Regions from separate parts of the Homo sapiens genome. Here regions 2, 3 and 4 are each linked to region 1. Evidence: chromatin contacts called from ENCODE Hi-C or POLR2A ChIA-PET data. All regions are on one chromosome and are shown on one strand. The core of a region is the stretch at or near the end of the contact, and the rest is flanking DNA. Distances in the headings are between cores, read along the strand shown.

Region 1 (3,105 bases), core at 233-2,732:
GGTTGGAGTGCAGTGGCGCAATCTCGGCTCGCTGCAACCTCCGCCTCCTGGGTTCAATCAATTTTCCTGCCTCAGCCTCCTGAGTAGCTGGGACTACAGGCACGCCTCACCACGCCCGCCTAATTTTTTGTATTTTTAGTAGAGATGGGGTTTCACTGTGTTAGCCAGGATGGTCTCAATCTCCTGACCTCGTGATCCGCCCGCCTTGGCCTCCCAAAGTGCTGGGATTACAGGCGTGAGCAGCCGCGCCCGGCCAACTAGATGATATTAACTAAAGGGGCAGTACGGAGGGAAGTGCCATGTGCTAAAATACTTACCTAATTAGGTAGCAGTGTTTAACTTAAGGATTTTATTGTAAACAACTATGAATGTATTAATTTATATATTTAATAAGTCACTCTATCCTGACTCCACATCTGTCTGTTAATCTTGTTCATAATATGACTCTTACTTGACCTTTATCATGAATCCCAAAACGGTCTATGATGCTGCGTCCATACACACACACACATAAAACCACTAAGTGGGCCTGGTGAAGTGGCTCACACCTGTAATCCCAGCATTTTGGGAGGCCTAGGCAGGAGAACTGCTTGAGGCCAGGAGTTTGAGACCAGCTTGGCCAACACAGCAAGACCCCATCCCAATAAATAAAATGAATAAATAAGTACATAAAAACACTGAGTGATCGAAAACTCCAACAGGGGGAACATTTTTCGGTCTTCTCCAAGAGACCCTGGGGCAATTTTCACCTCACGTCCCTAGTTCTGTCCTGTTACCCACCTAGGTCCGGGGCCCGGAGCCTACTCTCAGCCATGGAACTCTCCAGCTCGAGGCAATCGTCTCCTGAGAAAGGACATAACAGCAACTCAACCATCTTCACCAACCCTTGGAACTTCCATGCCTCCCGCCCACTACTGTCTCCCAAAACGCGCACAGAAACGCGACTCCTGGGAACAGCAAGACTCAACTCCATTCCGACCTACATCCCGCGACTCCCGCCAGGCTCTTGCCCCTCATGCCCTCCGCCTCCTTTCAGACTCCGTTCAGTCAACGGCCGTGACCTCTTGGCCACCTCCTGTCCATCTCAATCTCCATACATCCCTCCAGGCTGTTGTCCCCTACGTTCCTCTGCCACCTTCATTCCTCGGTCCCCTCAACTCCTGTGGCTCCTTCCCGGCCCCTATACCCTCCTCAGCTTCGGCACCTACCCGCTGGTCACTTCCTAAGCCCCCTCCACGACTCCGCACCTCGCCTCAGCTATTAACGACCCCTTCCGCCTTTCTTTCTCCCCTTCCCGGCATCCGTACCCTTTCCCGGTTCGCTCATCAAATGCCGGCTCCTTCTCGGCCTCCGTACTCCTTCCTCAGAGGCCTCCGTATTACATTCGCGAGCTCCATGAGCTCTTCCCGATTCCACAGTCCTGGTTATCTCAGGGCAGCTACAGCATCAATCTCTTGGCGTTTTCGGCCGCGGCTTCAGTTTAAATTTCCTGCCGGCTCCACCCCTAAAAGAACGCCGTAGCTGCGAGATCCGCCCTACGGTGTCCTTGGAAGGACAATATTAGTTTCGCGATTCCTCTTTCCGTTCCCCCACCGCCTACGTCTTCTCAAACCGTCTCTTCATTTCTTGGCTCTTCACTGGCTAGACGGCTTTGCCCCTTAATGGCCCTCAAGTTGAGGACTAGTGGTCGCTTTTTAGTGATTCTTCACACTGAGCTGCATTGAAATTCCTAGAAGTTTGAATACTAAATAACAAAATAAGCCTAACACTTGCAGAGCATTTGCAGTTTACATAAAGATTTCACTTACACATCATTTCATCTTCACATTTTTGTCCCCCTCCCGTTCTTCAATTATTACCTGCCCAACAAAACTTCTCAAAAGACGTATCTTTATCCCTCACTTCCCATCTTTTCTTCAACCCATCTAATTAGACTGCTAATTAGAGATCAAATTTGATCTAATAAGAGATCATTCAGTGGAGAGCTGGGGACCTCCCCACAAAAACTGTACTTATCCAGGTCAACTGTGATTTCCACAGTCTGAAATACTATCCTTATCATATCCAACTTATAGATGGACTATTCCTTCTTTGAAATACTTTCTTCTTTTTGCTTCCATGACTCAGCACTCTACCGTTTTTTTCCCTATCTCAATGGTTCCTCCTCAGTCCCCTTTGCTGGATCCAAAGCCACTGTTCACCTATATATTTTGGAGTATGCCAACGCTTTAGCCCTTATCCCTCTCCCTTATCTCCCTAGGAGATCTCATCCAGCTCCACAGCTTTACAATTCAGCTCTGCCACACCTTCAGATTTTCTGTAGCTCTGACCTGTCTGATCTCCAGACTCACATATTCAAGTGCCTACTGGCTATTTCAATTTGGATGTCTAATAGGCACCTCAGGCTGAACACATTCAAAACAGAACATTTGTTTCGCTGCCCCTGTCAAAAAACCACCTGTTCTCCCCCCAGGTCTTCCCCTCTCAGTAAAATGTTACTGTTTACTCAAATGTCACAATCATTCACCCAGTTGCTCAAACCAAAAACCTAGAAGTTGTCTTTCAGTACTTTCCCTTGTGCCCATCCCCACTCCAAGAAAAAAATCCTACTAACTCTGCCTCCAAAGTACATCTGGAATCAGACCACCACCACCCTAGTTCAAGCTGCTATCATTTCTTGCCTAAAGTACTGCGGTCAATTCTTCACTTCTACTCCCGAGTAGCTTCCTATCTCTCCCCAGTATAATCCATTCTCCATTCAGCAACCAGAGTGATAGTTTTTATATTTATTTATTTTTTTATTGAGAGGGAGTCTCGCTCTGTCGCCCAGGCTGGAGTGCAGTGGCGCAATCTTGGCTCACTGCAACCTTTGCCTCCCGGGTTCAGGCCATTCTCCTGCCTCAGCCTCCCGAGTAGCTGGGATTACAGGTGCCTGCCACCATGCCCGGCTAATTTTTGTATTTTAGTAGAGTCGGGGTTTCACCAGGTTGGCCAGGCTGGTCTCGAACTCCTGACCTCAGGTGATTCATCCGCCTCGGCCTCCCAAAGTGCTGAGATTACAGGTGTGAGCCACCGCGCCTGGCCCAGGGTGATATTTTTTAAACA
Region 2 (3,105 bases), core at 432-2,931, 990 kb after region 1:
TGTTTCCTGCAGACTTTGAGCCCCTTGAAGATAGATCCTACCATTTCTACTTTTCCTCTGCCTGGCACATAATGGGCACTAAATCAGTAGGGCTGAATGAATGGGTTTATGGCCAAGTGTGCCCCAGGCAAGGGAGGCCTCCAAGAGGCTGCCTAAAATCCTAAGCCAGGAAGGTCAGGAAAGGGTGATAAAAGGTTTTAACTTTGGGGTTTTGAAAGACCCTAGACTCCTAGGTTTCTTCTCTTGGACACTCTATGGGGCACTTAAAATCCTGAGTCATGCTGATTTTGGGATTTCCTCTGACCAGAAAGCTGAGTGTTTAAGACTTTTCACATTCGCTTGTTTTGTTGCAAGGAGCTAGTAAGAGCTCAGCCTGGCCTCTCCCAAAACCACTCATAAAGGAGCAGCAGACATGGTGCAGCCAACAGAGACTTCAGGGAACAAGGATGGCTGTGACTTGTGCAGAGCAATTCTGGGATCCTGGAACCTGAAATACATCTCCTCCCCAGAAATTTAGCCTGAAATTTCTTTAACCAAGATCAAAAGGTGAACCTTGCTTCTAATAATCACAGAGGACTGAATGTGTTCTGCGAAGGAGAGCCACACTGGTCTAAATTATTTCCAACTAACGTGTAAATGACTGATAGAGGTTTTTGGTTTTTTTGTTTTGTTTTTGTTGATTTTTTTTTTTTCCTAAATGCTAGTTTGGTGAGAAGGTAAAAAGAGTTATAAAAGTGCAACACCAAGGCGGGTGGATCGCGAGGTCAGGAGTTCGATACCAGCCTGGCCAACATGGTGAAACCCCATCTCTACTAAAAGTACAAAGAATTAGCTGGGCGTGGAGGCGCGCCCCCGTAATCCCAGCTCCTCGGAGGCTGAAGCAGGAGAATCGCTTGAACCCGGGAGGCGGAGGTTGCAGCGAGCCGAGATCGCGCCATTGCACTCCAGCCTGGGTGACAGAGCGAGACTCCGTCTCAAAAAAAAAAAAAAAAAAAAAAAAAAAAAAAAAAGCAACAAGCCCTCTCGCCTAGTCTCTCCTTTGTCGTCCAGACCCTCGCGGCCGCGGGCGTTCGTGGTTCGTCCCCTCCGCCCCCTCCGTCCCCTCCGCCCTTTCCGCCGCGCTGACTCGCCGCTTCCTCCTGGGCTCCATCGCCCCAAACCCGGGACTGCACTTCCCGGCAGACGCCGCGGCCAATGAGGGAGGGGCTGAGGATTTGGCGGCGGCGGCGCCCCGAGAGTCGGGGTGACGGGGCTTTGTGCGCTGAGGCGGAGGCTGCCAGCACGGAGGCGGAGGCCCAGGGGCTGTGCACAGGTCACCGCGGAGAGACGTGCGATTTCCCAGCCGAGCGCCGAGGACCCTGCTGCCCAGGCCAGGCTGCCAGCCGTAGGCTCCTCTCTGGCGGCAGCGGGGGCGCGGCGACACCCGTCTCTCGGCCTCCCCTTCCCACCCCACCTCCGGAGCCTTCCTCCTGCCGCAGCACGCCTGGCCTGGTCCGGCTGTGGCCCTCCTCGATCTCCGTGTCCCTCCTGTGATCGCATTGAGACGGCCGGGCGGTTAGAACGGGACAAACTGAAGGCCCGATGAGAGAAAGGGAAAGTTAAGAATGCTGGAGCAGAACAATGGATTTCTCTTTCTCTTTCATGCAAGGGATCACGGGAAACACAGTTCAACAACCACCTCAACTCACTGACTCCGCCAGCATCCGTCAGGAGGATGCCTTTGATAACAAAATTGACATTGCTGAAGATGGTGGCCAGACACCATACGAAGCTACCTTGCAGCAAAGCTTTCAATACTCACCTACAACAGATCTTCCTCCACTCACAAATGGCTACCTGCCATCAATCAGCATGTATGAAATTCAAACCAAATACCAGTCGCATAATCAATATCCTAATGGGTCAGCCAATGACTTTGGCGCAGCTAGAAACTTTAGCCCCACTGACTATTACCATTCAGAAATTCTAAACAGAAGACCACATTAAATTCTAGAAAACCCTTCCCCTCCACAGCCACCACTTCGGTACCACAAACTGTGATTCCAAAGAAGAGTGGCTCACCTGAAGTTAAACTAAAAATAACCAAAACTATCCAGAATGGCAGGGAATTGTTCAAGTCTTCCCTTTGTGGAGACCTTTTAAATGAAGTACAGGCAAGTGAGCACACGAAGTCAAAGCATGAAAGCAGAAAAGAAAAGAGGAAAAAACCCAAAAAGCATGACTCATCAAGATCTGAAGAGCGCAAGTCACACAAAATCCCCAAATTAGAACCAGAGGAACAAAATAGACCAAATGAGAGGGTTCACACCATATCAGAAAAACCAAGGGAAGATCCAGTACTAAAAGAGGAAGCCCCAGTTCAGCCAATACTATCTTCTGTTCCAACAACAGAAGTGTCCACTGGTGTTAAGTTTCAAGTTGGTGATCTTGTGTGGTCCAAGGTGGGAACCTATCCGTGCTGGCCTTGTATGGATTGAAGTGATCCCCAGCTGGAGGTTCATACCAAAATTAACACAGGAGGTGCCCGAAAATATCATGTCCAGTGTTTTAGCAAACAGCCAGAGAGGGTGTGGGTTCATGAAAAATGGGTACAGGAGTATAAAGGTCATAAGCGGTATGAAGAATTACTGGCTGAGGCAACCAAACAAGCCAGCAATCACTCTGAGAAACAAAAGATTTGGAAACCCTGACCTCAGAGAGAACATGCTCAATGGGATTTTGGCATTGCCCATGCAGAGAAAGCATTGAAAATGACTTGAGAAGAAAGAATAGAACAGTATACTTTTATCTATATTGATTAACAGCCTGAAGAGGGTTTATCCCAAGCAAAAAAGAATGTTGGGGCCGGGCGCGGTGGCTCACGTCTGTAATCCCAGCACTTTGGGAGGCCCAGGCGGGCGGATCACAAGGTCAGGAGATTGAGACCATCCTGGCTAACACGGTGAAACCCCGTCTCTACTAAAAAAATACAAAAAAATTAGCCGGGCATGGTGGTGGGCGCCTGTAATCCCAGGTACTTGGGAGGCTGAGGCAGGAGAATGGCATGAACCGGAGATCGCACCACTGCATTCCAGCCTGGGCGACAGAGCGAGACTCCATCTAAAA
Region 3 (3,105 bases), core at 470-2,969, 880 kb before region 1:
CAGACCACAGGAGGTTGGCCCCAGACTCAATGAGTGCCTGCAGCAGCCGTACAGACACAGCATCCTTGGCCACCTCATGCCCATCCCGGCCATCTAGGATCAGCACAACCCAGATGAGGCCGCTGAAGGGCACCGGATGCCCAGGAATCACCACCTGGTACCAGAAGCGGTGCCAGCCAGCAGGTCCTATGCCCAAACACTTGGTGAGGAACACAGAGCTGCCCAGCTTCATTCGTTGGCACAGCAACTGCAGGGTAGCCCGAGCCCCTTGGGACCCTAACTTGTCCCTTGCCAAGGCCAACTGGCTGCCGTCTGGCTGTGGGGACCACAAGGAGGGACCCACAAGCTGCTGGCGAAGTCGCTGCTTCAGTTCTGGCTTGAGCCACTCCACAGCCACCTGCTCTCCACAGAGGTGTGGCTGCCCTTCCTCCAGGGCCTTTTTGGCCATGGCAGCGGTCCAGTGCGAGCTGAATTTGAGCAGAGCGATCTGCCCGGGCGCCGGTCCGGGGCTGGGCAGCAGCCGCGCCTCCTGCAGGCCGGGACCCAGCGGCTGCAGCGCGGGCTGCAGCGCGGTGCGGGTCAGATTCGGCGGCAGGCAGTCAACGCTCAGCTCACACTTCCCGGTGCTGCGGCACAGAAGCAGCGGGCAGGACGGCCGCAGCGGGTGGTTGTGCAGCGGGCGATGGCGGCCTGCGCGCCGCGCCGCGAGCTGCAGCGGGCATATGCGAAGCCGCGGTTCAGGCCGCTGAAGGTCATCATCAGGCGGAACTCGTAGAGGCGGCCCACGCGCTGGAACAGCAGGATAGCTGGTGCTCATACACTTCCTGAGGCAGCCGCCCGATGAACACCTCTGACCCAGCCGGCGGCGGGCTGCCCACCCAGCCTGGGGGTGGCCCGCCATACTTCCTCTGCCCGTTCACCTGCACCAGGCGATGCCTGTCTGCCTGACCCACGCCTCCAGCGCCGCCTTGTTCTCTGGCTTCACCCTCTCACACCACAGCTCACAATCCCGCGTGGACTGCATGGCTCTCTATTCTCTTTTTTTTTGAGACGTAGTTTCACTCTTGTTCTCCAGGCTGGAGTGCAATGGCAGGATCTTGGCTCACCGCAACCTCCGCCTCCCGGGTTCAAGCGATTCTCCTGCCTCAGCCTCCCAAGTAGCTGGGATTACAGGCACCCGCCACCATGCCCAGGTAATTTTTGTATTTTTAGTAGAATTTAGGAGTTTCCTAAATTCTGGGGGCTTGTCTCCCTGTTCCCCCACCCCGACTAATTTCCCTCGGTCGCTGCCACTGCCCCGTCCCTTAGGTCGCTCGGGCCGCCCCACTCCGAGACTTTTTTTTCTTTCGCTGGTTCTTTCAGCTTCAGTTTCCCTAGAGGGCGGGAGGGGAATATTTGGGGGCTCTCCTGCCTTCCTCTCCGAGCCGCGGAAGGGGAGACGCAGGGAGGAGGTCCGACCGGCTTTGGGCTCCAGCCAGGGGTCCGCGGAGACTATGGTCTCCGAAGGCCTTAGACGCGGGGCATTTCGCCAGCTGCGCGTCTCTCTCAACCGCGCCACCAAGCCCGGAGTCCAGCCGCGCCTCGCTGCGCCCAGCCCCGGCGCCCCAGGCTCTCTGCCCCCGACTCAATGCTCCCGCGCTCCCCCAAGCAGCCGCTGCGCCACCTCGCCCCGTCCCAGGCTCGTAGGCTGCTCAGCTCACGTGACCGCGCTCCGTTAACGGAAGAAACGAGATGGAGGCTGAAGGCGATCCGCAGTGGGGCCCCAGCCATTCGGATTGAGCCTTCTCCCTCCAACCGCTTCCGCAGGCCGGGCCCCTCCTGCCCTGCCCCTCTGGCCTCCCCACCCGGCCCCAGCCGCCCCCACTGCGCCCATTGCGCCCGCCCCTTCCCGGCCGCTTTCCCTTCTCCCTCCGCCTCGGCTCCAACATGAGGGGCCGGCGGGGCAGGCCGACCAAGCAGCCCGCGGCTCCCTCTGCGGAGCGCTGCGCCCCGGCCCCGCCGCCGCTGCCGCTGCCCACGTCCGGACCCATCCGGGGTTCCGCTCGCGGCAACGCGGTAGCAGCCCGGGCAGGTGGGTCGCCGCCAGGCTGAGGTGGCGCCCAAGACGCGCCTGAGCTCGCCCAGGATGGGCAGCAGTAGCCGGAGAAAGCCGCCGCCGCCGGCCCCACCCCAGCACCAGCGCCCCGGCCGGGGGGAGGCGGGGGCAGCCACCTGGCCCGGACGGCTGCGGTCTGGAGGGCTGTCAACAAAGTGGTGTAGGAGGACGCCAGTTACTGCACGGAAAGCAGCGTCAGGAGCCATAGTACCTACAGCAGCACTCCAGGTACCCACTCAGCCCAGTTGCTGCAGACTCCTTCCCCACCTTCTCTGCCCTCCCCCTTTGCTCACTCGTGTGCTGTGCATCCTGCTCCGATCTCCCCCCAACCCCGCCGACCCCCAGAGGGGAAATGCGAGGGCACATCAAGTGGCAAAAAACCAGATTTATAGGAGGAAAGAGGCGCATTGTTCAAAATGGAGATTGCATTGTTGCAGTTGGCGGGCCACACTCGCTCTCTCTTCCCGCCTCCCGCCAACCTCCTCTTTTTCCTCCTCAGAATTTGTACCAGTGTAGTGTCTCCACCGGGCAAGATTGAAACTTGGGCAAACACATATCCATTGCTTTCATTTTTTCCCCTTGTTTTGGTAGTTTTCTGGAATGAAAGAAGCCTCTTGTTTTGCAAACCTCTTTTCATTTCTAATGTGGTTCCTTTCGGATTTTTATTATATATCTGTTCCTTAAAAGGGAATTAAGGATTTGGACAGATTGTGTGCCACAATCTGTTTTCACACCCCTAGCTGTGGTTTTAAAATTATGTTAAGGAAACGGATCATTTGGGTTAGTAGGGGAACCTTATCTGGTCTTGTGTGTTTGTTTTTATTCTTCGAGTGCTAACGGGCCCGTGCAACAGTTTCTGGTAAATGGCTGATTAAAAAGCAAAGCAGAAAGCCAAACAAGACCCAACGAAATTTGGTAATTCATCTGATTCAAAATTGTTTTGGTTAAATCAAAAATTTACAAGACCGCAGGAACACGCGTCTTAACTCATTTGATCGCTTTGCCTTGCT
Region 4 (3,105 bases), core at 206-2,705, 690 kb after region 1:
GGTTGGATCGCTTGAGGTTAGGAGTTCGAGAGCAGCCTGGCCAACATGGTGAAACCCTGTCTCCACTAAAAATAAAAATTAGCCGGGTGTGGTGGCAAGCGCCAGTAATCCCAGCTACTTGGGAAGCTGAGGCAGGAGAATCGCTTGAACCTGGGAGGTGTAGGCTGTAGTGAGCCAAGATCGCACCACTGCACTCCAGCCTGGGTGACACAGTGAGACCCTGTCTCAAAAATAAAAAAAAAGCATATATATGTAAAGCAGATATATATATATGTGTGTGTGTGTGTGTGTGCGTGTGTATCTATATCTATCTATCTATCTAATTGCCACCGTGCCAAGTGATTCAAAGGAAGGTAGCTGATGTTATGAGAACATATAAACGGGTGGGGCGTGGGAGAAGGGGCTGAGAACACACTGGAGGGGAATGCAGAGACCACCTGGATGTCTGCTGCAATTAAACTGACAAAGTATGACAATTTGGGTTACAGCGGGAGCATGGCAGCTGGAGAAATGGACTGACTTGAGATGTCCCAGATGTTCAGATCTCCTTTTTCTCTCAGGGCACAGGCAAAAGGCAAACCCAAAGAGGTGACTTTGAGCCAGGAGGACCCCTTACTTTGATCTTAACAGAAACGGGGGTTTCCTCTGGTGCGTTATGTGTATCATTTATTGAACCACTACTATGTACTAGGACCGACCTTGTCACATTTAAAGTTCACAACTCTGGCCTGGCGCGGTGGCTCATGCCTGTAATCCCAGCACTTTGGGAGGCCGAGGCGGGCGGATCACGAAGTCAGGAGATCGAGACCATCCTGGCTAAGACGGTGAAACTCCGTCTCTACTAAAAATACAAAAAATTAGCCGGGCGTGGTGGCGAGAGCCTGTAGTCTCAGCTACTCAGGAGGCTGAGGCAGGAGAATCGCTTGAACCCAGGTTGCGGAGGTTACAGTGAGCCAAGATCGTGCCATTGCACTCCAGCCTAGGCGACAGAGTGAGACTCCGTCTCAAAAACAAAACAAAACAAAAAAAAAAGAAAAAAAAAGTTCACAACTCTGAGGTAGGTGTAATTATCCCCATTTCATGATGAGTCTCATAAAGTTTAGGTGATGTGCCCAGAATCACACAGGGTTGGAATCAGGATTAGGGCCCTGATCGGGCTGCATTCAAAGACCAGTTTGCTTCAATACATCATACTACGGTCCAAGACTTCTGCTATCCTGAACCCACTGTTCCTTCCTCTAGTCTAGTTTTCAAATTCGCAGGGACAAATATGGCCCTGAAGGCTCCATGAGCAGACGAGAAGGCTGGACTTCGCAACTGGGTCACCTTAGATCCGGAACTAGAGAATGACACCGTTGTTTCCGGGAGGAAAAAGAAAAAGCGCTTGACCCGGAAGCTGCGTGTCCCATCCCCGCGCCTGCTTCTCTGACTGGGGTGAGGCCGCAGCGGACTGCCCTTTCCCAAGATGGCGTCGAAGATAGGTTCGAGACGGTGGATGTTGCAGCTGATCATGCAGTTGGGTTCGGTGCTGCTCACACGCTGCCCCTTTTGGGGCTGCTTCAGCCAGCTCATGCTGTACGCTGAGAGGGCTGAGGCACGCCGGTGAGCAGGCCTACGCAGCCGCTAAACGCGGCAGGGGGCGGTGATGTGGGCAAGAAATTGGGGGCTAGAAGTCGGGACCCTTGAACTGGGAGGAATTGGGACCTCCCTGGGAGGGGTTCTGGTCTGGGTGTCGGACCAAATCTGGTAGGGCGGTCCTGCCCATGGGAGGGGAGTCTGGTTTGGGGGAGCAGTGGAGCCTGTGGGAACTCAAGGGGTCTCAAGCTTCTTCCCCCACCGCTTCATTCTGTCCTCGTTGCTTCCCCACTCCCGGCTCGCAGGAAGCCCGACATCCCAGTGCCTTACCTGTATTTCGACATGGGGGCAGCCGTGCTGTGCGCTAGTTTCATGTCCTTTGGCGTGAAGCGGCGCTGGTTCGCGCTGGGGGCCGCACTCCAATTGGCCATTAGCACCTACGCCGCCTACATCGGGGGCTACGTCCACTACGGGGACTGGCTGAAGGTGAGCGCCTCGGCCCCAAAAGGGTCTTCCCTCTGGGTGACGGGGAATCAGAGGCCAATGCCCAGGGCTGTTGGTGGGCGATGAATGGTGCTGGCCAGCTGCACAGTGTGAAGCCTGGGAGGTTCGAACCCCTTGGCTTATGGAGATTACAGAGCGCAGAAATGGATCTTAGAGACCACACAAACTTCCTCTTCAAAGTGTGGAAACTGAGGTCTAGAGATGGGAAACAGACTTTCCCAAAGCCACAATACAGGATACTGGTGGGACCAGAACCCCGGTCACCTGGTTCCCAGAATCTTTTAAACTGTTAGTTTAGTAATCTCAGACTCATGGGGTACAAAGGACCTTGGAGAGTACCTAGTTTTCATAAAATAAATTTTATGAAAATGTAATTACTGTTAGTATAGCATTTAAGCCAGAACCTGTGCCAGGCCCTGCAGGCTGGAGATAAGGTTGGACAAAGGCACTGTCCTTGAGGAAGAGACTGTCAGACCCTTAGGGGAGGAAGATGTGTGAACAGCTACAGGGCAGCAAGATCAATGTTTTTGTGGCATAGATCCCATGCCATGTAGAATAAAGAACACCAAGATTAGAGTCTACAGATCTGAGAGTGGGGAAGGGAGAAACACATTGTGTCTGGGTTCTGCCACTTACTGGCAGGTAGGACCTGCCAGTTTTCTTTTTTGTTGTTGTTTTTTGAAACAGAGTCTCTCTCCGTCGCCCAGGCTGGAGTGCAGTGACGCTGTCTCAACTCACTGCAACCTCCGCCTTCCAGGTTCAAACGATTCTCCTGCCTCAGTCTCCCAAGTAGTTGGGATTACAGGCGCCCTTCCCCACGCCCGACTAATTTTTGTATTTTCAGTAGACAGGGTTTCCTCATGTTGGCCAGGCTAGTCTCAAACTCCTGACCTCAGGGTGATCCACCTGCCTCGGCCTCCCAAAGTGCTGGGATTACAGGCGTGAGCCACTGCGCCTGGCCAGACCTGACAGTTTTCTTAACCCTCTGGGCCTCAGTTTCTACTTCTATATATATATAAAAAGAAT

What was found. Hi-C counts contacts between places; a loop is a spot of excess contacts on that map. ChIA-PET counts read pairs that join two places held with the same protein, here RNA polymerase II (POLR2A). Pooled maps may share reads with other maps.
Region 2: a pooled map shows a loop between it and region 1 (7-fold over the local background). The contact joins the enhancer-like site here to the promoter of DBF4B in region 1. A Hi-C loop is called at or near these places in 5 of 50 pooled maps. POLR2A ChIA-PET finds 5 or more read pairs at or near these places in 3 of 52 experiments (CD8-positive, alpha-beta memory T cell, WTC11 and naive thymus-derived CD8-positive, alpha-beta T cell).
Region 3: a loop to region 1 is called in a pooled map, with 4 times the contacts of the local background. The contact joins the enhancer-like site here to the promoter of DBF4B in region 1. A Hi-C loop is called at or near these places in 2 of 50 pooled maps. POLR2A ChIA-PET finds 5 or more read pairs at or near these places in 2 of 52 experiments (GM12878 and Panc1).
Region 4: a pooled map shows a loop between it and region 1 (5-fold over the local background). The contact joins the promoter of TMEM101 here to the promoter of DBF4B in region 1. A Hi-C loop is called at or near these places in 5 of 50 pooled maps. POLR2A ChIA-PET finds 5 or more read pairs at or near these places in 2 of 52 experiments (B cell and PC-9).

The regions. Positions count from the first base shown.
Region 1 is chr17:44,707,042-44,710,146 of GRCh38, reverse strand. It overlaps DBF4B (DBF4B-CDC7 kinase regulatory subunit), which reads right to left and starts at 1,482. Exons shown (of 14, transcript NM_145663.3): 1 at 1,308-1,482; 2 at 781-843. The coding sequence starts at 1,326. RefSeq lists enhancers at 648-1,161, 1,162-1,676.
Region 2 is chr17:43,718,952-43,722,056 of GRCh38, reverse strand. It overlaps the pseudogene WHSC1L2P. Among named protein-coding and RNA genes, the nearest start is that of SOST, 38 kb to the left of the region's middle. RefSeq lists silencers at 1,034-1,093, 1,244-1,353, 1,384-1,453 and an enhancer at 2,893-3,105. Within about 2 kb of position 1,681, at least 34 of the 41 ENCODE cell types and tissues checked have a DNase peak (open chromatin) inside an H3K27ac peak, as active enhancers do.
Region 3 is chr17:45,583,790-45,586,894 of GRCh38, reverse strand. It overlaps the pseudogene DND1P1. Among named protein-coding and RNA genes, the nearest start is that of LINC02210, 35 kb to the left of the region's middle. RefSeq lists an enhancer at 1,600-2,544. Within about 2 kb of position 1,719, at least 39 of the 41 ENCODE cell types and tissues checked have a DNase peak (open chromatin) inside an H3K27ac peak, as active enhancers do; they include GM12878, where a contact is called at or near this core.
Region 4 is chr17:44,013,313-44,016,417 of GRCh38, reverse strand. TMEM101 (transmembrane protein 101) reads left to right here and starts at 1,455. Exons shown (of 4, transcript NM_032376.4): 1 at 1,455-1,602; 2 at 1,881-2,061. The coding sequence starts at 1,466. RefSeq lists an enhancer at 1,113-2,312.